Regions from separate parts of the Homo sapiens genome. Here region 1 is linked to region 2. The links are chromatin contacts, found by Hi-C in ENCODE. All regions are on one chromosome and are shown on one strand. Each heading gives the region's core, a stretch centred on a gene start or an enhancer-like site at or near the end of the contact. The rest is flanking DNA. Distances are from core to core; before and after follow the strand shown. Region 1 holds the start of ARHGAP26-AS1 (ARHGAP26 antisense RNA 1). Region 2 holds the start of SPRY4 (sprouty RTK signaling antagonist 4).

Region 1 (3,304 bases), core at 233-2,732, 540 kb before region 2:
ACACTAAAAAGAGAACTCTCTACCTAAAAACCATTGCTTCTTGCCAATTTCAATCCAGTAAGATTGGTGGTATCTTATGTAGATTTTCACCTTGGATATGGAGCAGCCCAAAGATTTATTTCAAGAGCTTTCCCTCTGATGCACACAGGAATCTAACACACACATTCCAATAAGAGGAGAGAGAAAAGAGAAGAGGCTGGCACTGGTGCTGGGTGCATGCCAAGCGTCGTGGCACCCTCCTCATATAACCCTGCTGTTTCATGTGCAGGCAGTGCAAGACACAGCAAGGAGCCAAGCAGAGTCAATAATATTTACTTTGCAGAAACATCTGTTGCTAGAAAAGCAGAATGCTGGCCAGAGTGGAGGGAAGTCATAACTGCCGGCATCTGGGGAGGCCAAGTATCTGCTTTCCAGAGTAGGTAGGGCTGTGCTTCTCTGAGTGAGGGGACCAGATGGCTAAGAAATATGGAAGCAGCTAGAAGTTTGGGCCTTGAGAGACTGCTCCCAGAGCCACCTGCTCACTCAGGGACTAGAGGAAGTGCCCTTCTTTTCTTGGAGATGCCAGCAGATATTAATCTGCACCGGATTTAAGAGAATTTAACCCAAATAGATCCAACTTTCACTAACACAGAAGGTTTACCATAATTTTTTAAAAATTAGAATCTACCTTAATTTTATACAAGTTGTACCAGTAATACCACAAGTCAAGCCATTTCCTTTTTCTCCTTGGGTAAAACTTAACATACATGTGCACACACAAACATGGACTCAGGTAACCTTACTACTGTATTTTCAGTGCATCTATTGCCTTTGTGACCTCCAAAGTTACCAAAATTGTGTATTAACTACCCTTGAAATGTTTTGCTGCTCAGTCACATCTTTCCCTTTGGACTTAGAAAGTGATTACAGTTCCGGGAGGCCAAGGCGGGTGGATCATGAGGTCAGGAGTTCGAGACCAGTCTGGCCAACATAGTGAAACCTCATCTCTACTAAAAATACAAAAAAAAATAAAATAAAATAGCCGGGTGTACTGGTGTGCACCTGTAATCCCAGCTACTCAGGGAGGCTGAGGCAGGAGAATCGCGTGAACCCGGGAGGCTGAGGCTGCAGTGAGCCGAGGTTGCACCATTGCACTCCAGCCTAGGCGACAGTGTGAGACGCTGTCTCAAAAAAAAAAAAAAAAGAAAAAAGAAAAAGAAAAAGAAAAGAAAAGAAAGTGATTACAGCTCAGAAAGGCCATCATTGAGGTTAGAACTTGCAACAGGATTGGCCTCATGGCTGCCTAAAGTTCAAGAATACCAAAGTCCCCGGGCCTTGTTAATCTCTTCCTTTCCTGGACGCCAGTTACTCTCTGTGCCTCATCACCTTGTATTTGGAATAATTCTGGAACTAGTCATGAATGGCTTCATGTCACAATGCACAAAGAGTGCCTCGGACAGGGCTGGACACAGTGTCCCTCCAAACCTGTTGTACGATGTGAGCGGGCAAGGAAACACAAGCTGGCTTACAGGTGGAATACCTGAGAGTCTCCAGAGAGGACCCATGACAGACAGCTGAGACATGGATGGACACGAGCCCCAGAGAGACTTCAGGTTTAGCCCACACCCCCATTCCTAGGTCAAACTCAACACACTCAAAACAAAACTCTCTCTACTCAAACACCCTCTGCCACCCTCTCCCCAGAGAGCCAGCCGAGGGCCTCTTCCTGCATCCCCAGTGTAACGAAGGGCACCACCATTCACCCTGCCGCACAAGTCACCAGTACATGTCATCCTCTCACACAGCAGGCTCCCTCATGTGCCATGTCCATTCCCAAGTCTCCTAAGCACATCTCAATTCTGCCCACTCCTTCCCATCACTATCAGCAACCCCTAAACAAAACACCTCCATTTGCCCAGATAACTGCAACTGCTCCTCTCTGGCCTCCCCACATCCACTTTTGTCCGTCAAATCAGTTCTCCACCCAGTTGTGTCAATACCAGCAGTGAGCCCTGTGATGGCTTCCCAGAGCTCTGGAGGTGAAGACGAAAGTCCCTCCCAAGGCCTGAGAGGCCCTGCAGGGTCTGGCCTCCCCACACCCCTCTCTGGGCTCCAGCTGCTCCAGCCTCTGCCAGTTCCCGGGGCATGCCCAACTCCTACCTGCCACCACATGCCACCTCTGCCTGCAGCCCTTGGCCCAAAAGTTCTTTCCTCCAGGAAGCCTTCCCTGACTTCTCTAATCAGGCCAAACCCAACCCTATTTCTCACTCTCTGAGTACTATACTATAGATCTTTTCTTCAGAGCAATTTTATATTTGTTCAGGTAATTCTTCTCTTCAAGTAATGCCTCCCCAACTAGTACATTCTATAAGGATGAGGATCATATCCCTTCATGCTCACCACTCTATCCCCAAAGCCCAACACTCTACTGCTTGACTGAGAGCAGGTATTGCAGAAAGAACAAAGAGAGAGGAAGTTGGGCACTCCATAAGTCCATTAGCCTTCATCAGAGGTGAACCTCCCAACTCAATGTTTGACATGTGAAAAAAAAAGCAGGTAAGTTAGGACAAACTCTCCAACTTATGTAAGTCTGGCTAGAGCCTGATATATATGTGGGAATGTGCTTCCTATTAGCATGTGACCACCTCCCTTCATGTTGTCCATTGAGGAAGAGTCCCACAGAGCTGGAGGGAGAGCTACCACCAGCAGGAGCATAAAATAAAACCTCACCTATACCAAGGAAGCTGGAGAAATGAGCTACATACAACCCAACTGCTGGCCACAACCAACTGTCCTCTCTTAGCCCCAGCACAAGCCCCAGGTTGCAGTTAAAATGGTTTAAGGAAGAGTCCCCAGAGATCGCTCTTTTCTTTCTCCCCGTATCTGGGAAAACTGAGAACATATCCAATCAGAAACTGTGCTTGGAGAGAGGCATTTCCAACGACTCCCCATTTCCCCAAGTCTGTATGTAGCAGTTTAAACCTAGTTCGATGTGCTTCATTATAAGAAAAGCAAGTTACAGTCCCTTGTAAATACCATTCTGCAGCCCAGACTCCTGGCATTGTACTAGCAAAAACAAACAAAACACACACACACACACACACACACACACACACACACACACCCTGTGCAAATCTTAGAATGAAACAAAATTCTCCATAGCATTTTTCTCGTTTCCGTGACACACGGTCTTACCTGTGGCCACTAGGTGGCAATCAACTATATCAGAGAACACCTTGACCAAGCAGCTAATTTAAACAACAGCTAAGACTCAAGGAGAAATGACAGGGCCAGCCTTAAAGGCAGTGCTGAGAACAGATCCTGT
Region 2 (3,487 bases), core at 728-3,227:
ATGCTTAAATGACATGCGAGAAACAGGTTTTTAGGTCTGTGATGCTGAGAAGGGTTGGTAGCAAAGTAAAGCCAGGTTGCAAAGACCTAGAAAATAAGTGCTACAATTTACCAGCTCTTCCATATACCCGGTGCAGGACCCTTGGCCTCAGTTTCTACAGCTGACAGAGAGGGCGATACTGAACTTCAACAGCCTTAAAAGGAAGTCCTGGACAACTGTACCCATTTTTCTGGCGAAGAGTTCTCTTGGTCTTAGAGAAAGGTCTCGCCCCTGAAAGGAAGGCTGAGGTTCCCTAGGGGAGAGTCTGCTCTGCCCTCAGGAGCTGGGTAAGTACACGGAGGGGTGAGCCGAATGGTGAGAAGGCATTTTAGGCTAGGACTCGGTGACCTTGGGCTGCCTGCCTCTAGAGTCCCAGCCCCAGCCCTAGGCCAGACCTCAGCCCTGGGCTGGGAGCCTTTCATTGGTTCCTCTGACAACAGCCAAGCACAATCCTATAGTGGCGTAGGAAGAAAAAGACTGCCACACAATCTCCCCGTGCGGCCAGAACAGCGGCAAGACAGACCTTACAAGGGACTCAGGGCCAAGCCCTGGCCCAGACTCTGCTCTTATCCACGCATCAAAGCCACCCCCCGCCCCGGACTTCCCGGAGGCTACAGGCTCCTCCGTTCCAGGGAGGAGCAGGGCCTGCTGCGAGGGCTCCCCGCCTTCCTGGAGTCAGGCCTAATGGCGGGGGCTTTTCTTTTCACCGGCTTGAGCTGATCCTCACCCCCGCCCCCCAACGCCACCATCATTAACAGCGAAGAAAGGATCCCCAGCCATTTCCATTTCCTCTGCGGCTCAAGAGCCCCGTTGTTATTTAATCCTGAGGCCACCCCGGCAGCATCCTCGGCGCAGCCGGCTCCACCCATCCACCTGGCCAGTTCTCGGCCGCTCCCACTTCCCCGGAGGGGAGGCCGGTGAGAGGTGGGGGATATTGGGGAAAGGCGCCTACAACAGCGAAGGGCCGTGGGCCTTCGGTGGACCGAGGCTCCTCAGGCCAGCGTCCTGTGAGGGCTGGGAAACCGACTGGGACAGAGAAAGGACACCTAGCTAGGGCGACAGAGAGCGGGCAGACGCCCGGGCACTGCGGACATTGCACTGGGGCGGGGGGCGGGGGGAACGCTGGGAGGCGAGGGCCAGGCTTCCTCTGGCTGAGTTGCCAGAATCGCCCCGGGGGGTACTGGAGCCGGAAGAGGCCTGGGCCCAGTCACTGTCTACACCCAAGAAATGGGGGGAGGGGCGGCCAGCACTCACGAGAGATTCAGCCTCAGGAAAAAGAACCAGATTCACTCACCAATCCTCACCCCACCCTTTGATATGAATGATGGACATTTTCCTAATTTTTGGTAAACGCAGCTTCAAGACCCCTCCCGCCTGGCGTCTCTGGTCTAGAGCAAGAGAAGGCCCCCAGTAGGGGTCCTCCCGCCCCCCCTTTTGACTGCCTGCGGGGGGCAGAGATCCCCAGATCTAGGTGTGCCCTCCACCACCCTGCTCTCAACCCGGGATCCGGAGGCCGCAGCGTCCCCCACCCCCCAGCGACACTGACGGTTCCTGCCCAGGCCCGCAGTGGCGTGAAGGTGGCCTTTACCTCCTCTCGCAGGCTGGGAGGGGGTGCAGCCCGCGCAGCTGGCCCAGCTGCAGCAGTCGCCGCCGCCCTCCATTCATTAAAAAAAAAAAAAAAAAGGCAACAACAGCCTCCACTGGAACCTCCACCCCTCTTTGTAAAAGAACGACGGCTCCTGGTGGAGCTTGAGCCAGTCCCAGCAATCACGGGTTAAGATCTTTTCCCGCCCCCCATTCATAAAAAAAGGAGCGGAGCGCATGCGCGCTCAGGGTCTGTTGTGCCCACCCATTCATAGAATCGCGAACGGCACGCGTGCGCACTGGCGCTCCCTTCCCTCCCATTCATAAAAAAGCCATTTTCCCAGGCAGTGGTTGCAACATCGCCGCGGAGGTAGCGAGCTGAGCTGACAGCGCGGAGCTGGCGCTGTGGAGCGCAGGGAGCCTTGCCGGTTCCTCCGACCGGCGTCTGCGAGTACAGCGGCGGCTAACCTGCCCCGGCTTCAGGATTTACACAGACGTGGGGCGATGCTTGTGACCCTGCAGCTCCTCAAAGTAAGTCCATGGCTGGTTTGGAGATCTGAAACTGCCCCTCTCTGAGCCGCGACGCGACTCCCCCCTTGGGCTGGGGCAAATGGTGCGCTATTTCTAGGCGCGCCTCAGTGTTCCTTCCCTCAGCCTGCGCCTCCTTGAGTCGCTGCGGTGCGCCGCAGCTCCCTGACGCCCTCGGCCCGGCCGGCACGGCGCCGGGGGTGTTCACAGCCTGGCACCGCCGTTTCCGACCCCTGGGCATTGCCAAGCCCGGCTTCCCCGCCCTCTGAGACTCGGGAAGCCCCGTGCGTGTCCCGGGAGTTTGCCTCTGGCCTGGCCTCTTTCCTTCTCCTGCCACCATCCGCCTCGAACGCTGGAACGGGCGTCTCTGGGCTTGGTCAGGAGCCACCGTTTGGGTCGGGGGGCGCCCTCGCTCTGGGCGGCTCGCCCACCTCCCAGCTCGGTGCCCACGGTGCCAGCTTTGCCGTGTATCTCCCAGCCCGCCGTAGCGGCCTATGCTCGACGTAGATTTTTTCTTTCTCTTCGGAGCCGTGACGGACTGAATTCCCTCCCCTTCTGCCTCTCCCTCGATGGTCAGCGAGGGGCTGGCTCAGGACTGGGCATTCCTACTCCCTCTCCTTGGCGAGGCGGTTCCTCGCCGTCTGACCTTTGCTCCGCTGCCGCATTTTATGCTATGCAACTGCCTTGCAGTTGACTTTTTCTTGCCTGGCCTCTGTAAGGCCTGAGGCTCCTCGGCCACCCTGTACCTCCCTATCCTCGGGCACCGAGCTGTGCCAGGCCCCGGAGCCCCCAGGCCGCGCTAGGGCTGCGGTGGGGGTTGAAGGTGCGTTTACATAACACCAGGCGTGTGGGAGCTGGAGGAAGAGGTTGCGAATGTAGGAGAGATAAGGCTCCTGCTTTCCCTCCTTCCTTCTTGGTGGTACCAGGCTTGACATCACAGAGAAGAGGATAGAGACGGTATGTTCTGACAAATTCTGAATCGCCAAGACCCCGGGGACAGTGAGCTGGGTGAGGGCGGGTTTGGCTAGCCAGGGCAGCTAGAGCTTGGCTCCATCACTGGGTCCAGGGCTGTGCCCAGTTCCCCCTCCATGCAGACGATCAAAAAGCATTTAGACAGTAGCTGCTCTTGTGCAAGAAGACGGTTTCTCAATTCTCCTTGATTGGGGGCAGGGGGTTGTGGGCAGGAGAGGCAGGGGAGACAGAAAATGGTTGCGTGGCTTATAGGGCTGAAGGATGGGCAAGAGAGGCGAAATGGGCTGGAGGGGCTAGATGGTAGGCAGAGTAGGGAGCTGCTGGCTGCCTCTTTCACCAGCTGCTGGAGGGGCATCCATATTGC

What was found. A loop is a pair of places that touch in the nucleus more often than their neighbours do. Pooled maps may share reads with other maps.
Region 1: a map of A673 shows a loop between it and region 2 (2.5-fold over the local background). The contact joins the promoter of ARHGAP26-AS1 here to the promoter of SPRY4 in region 2. A Hi-C loop is called at or near these places in 1 of 168 maps with a recorded cell type or tissue (A673) and 1 of 50 pooled maps.

Annotation. Positions count from the first base shown.
Region 1 is chr5:142,867,088-142,870,391 of GRCh38, reverse strand. It overlaps ARHGAP26-AS1 (ARHGAP26 antisense RNA 1), which reads left to right and starts at 1,482. Exons shown (of 6, transcript NR_046680.1): 1 at 1,482-1,592; 2 at 2,303-2,535. The region is part of intron 1 of ARHGAP26 (Rho GTPase activating protein 26); the gene reads right to left. RefSeq lists a silencer at 3,074-3,304.
Region 2 is chr5:142,323,511-142,326,997 of GRCh38, reverse strand. SPRY4 (sprouty RTK signaling antagonist 4) reads left to right here and starts at 1,977. Exons shown (of 2, transcript NM_001127496.3): 1 at 1,977-2,154. SPRY4-AS1 (SPRY4 antisense RNA 1) reads right to left here and starts at 1,705. Exons shown (of 4, transcript NR_120664.1): 1 at 1,628-1,705. RefSeq lists enhancers at 2,511-2,570, 2,052-3,014, 3,015-3,487.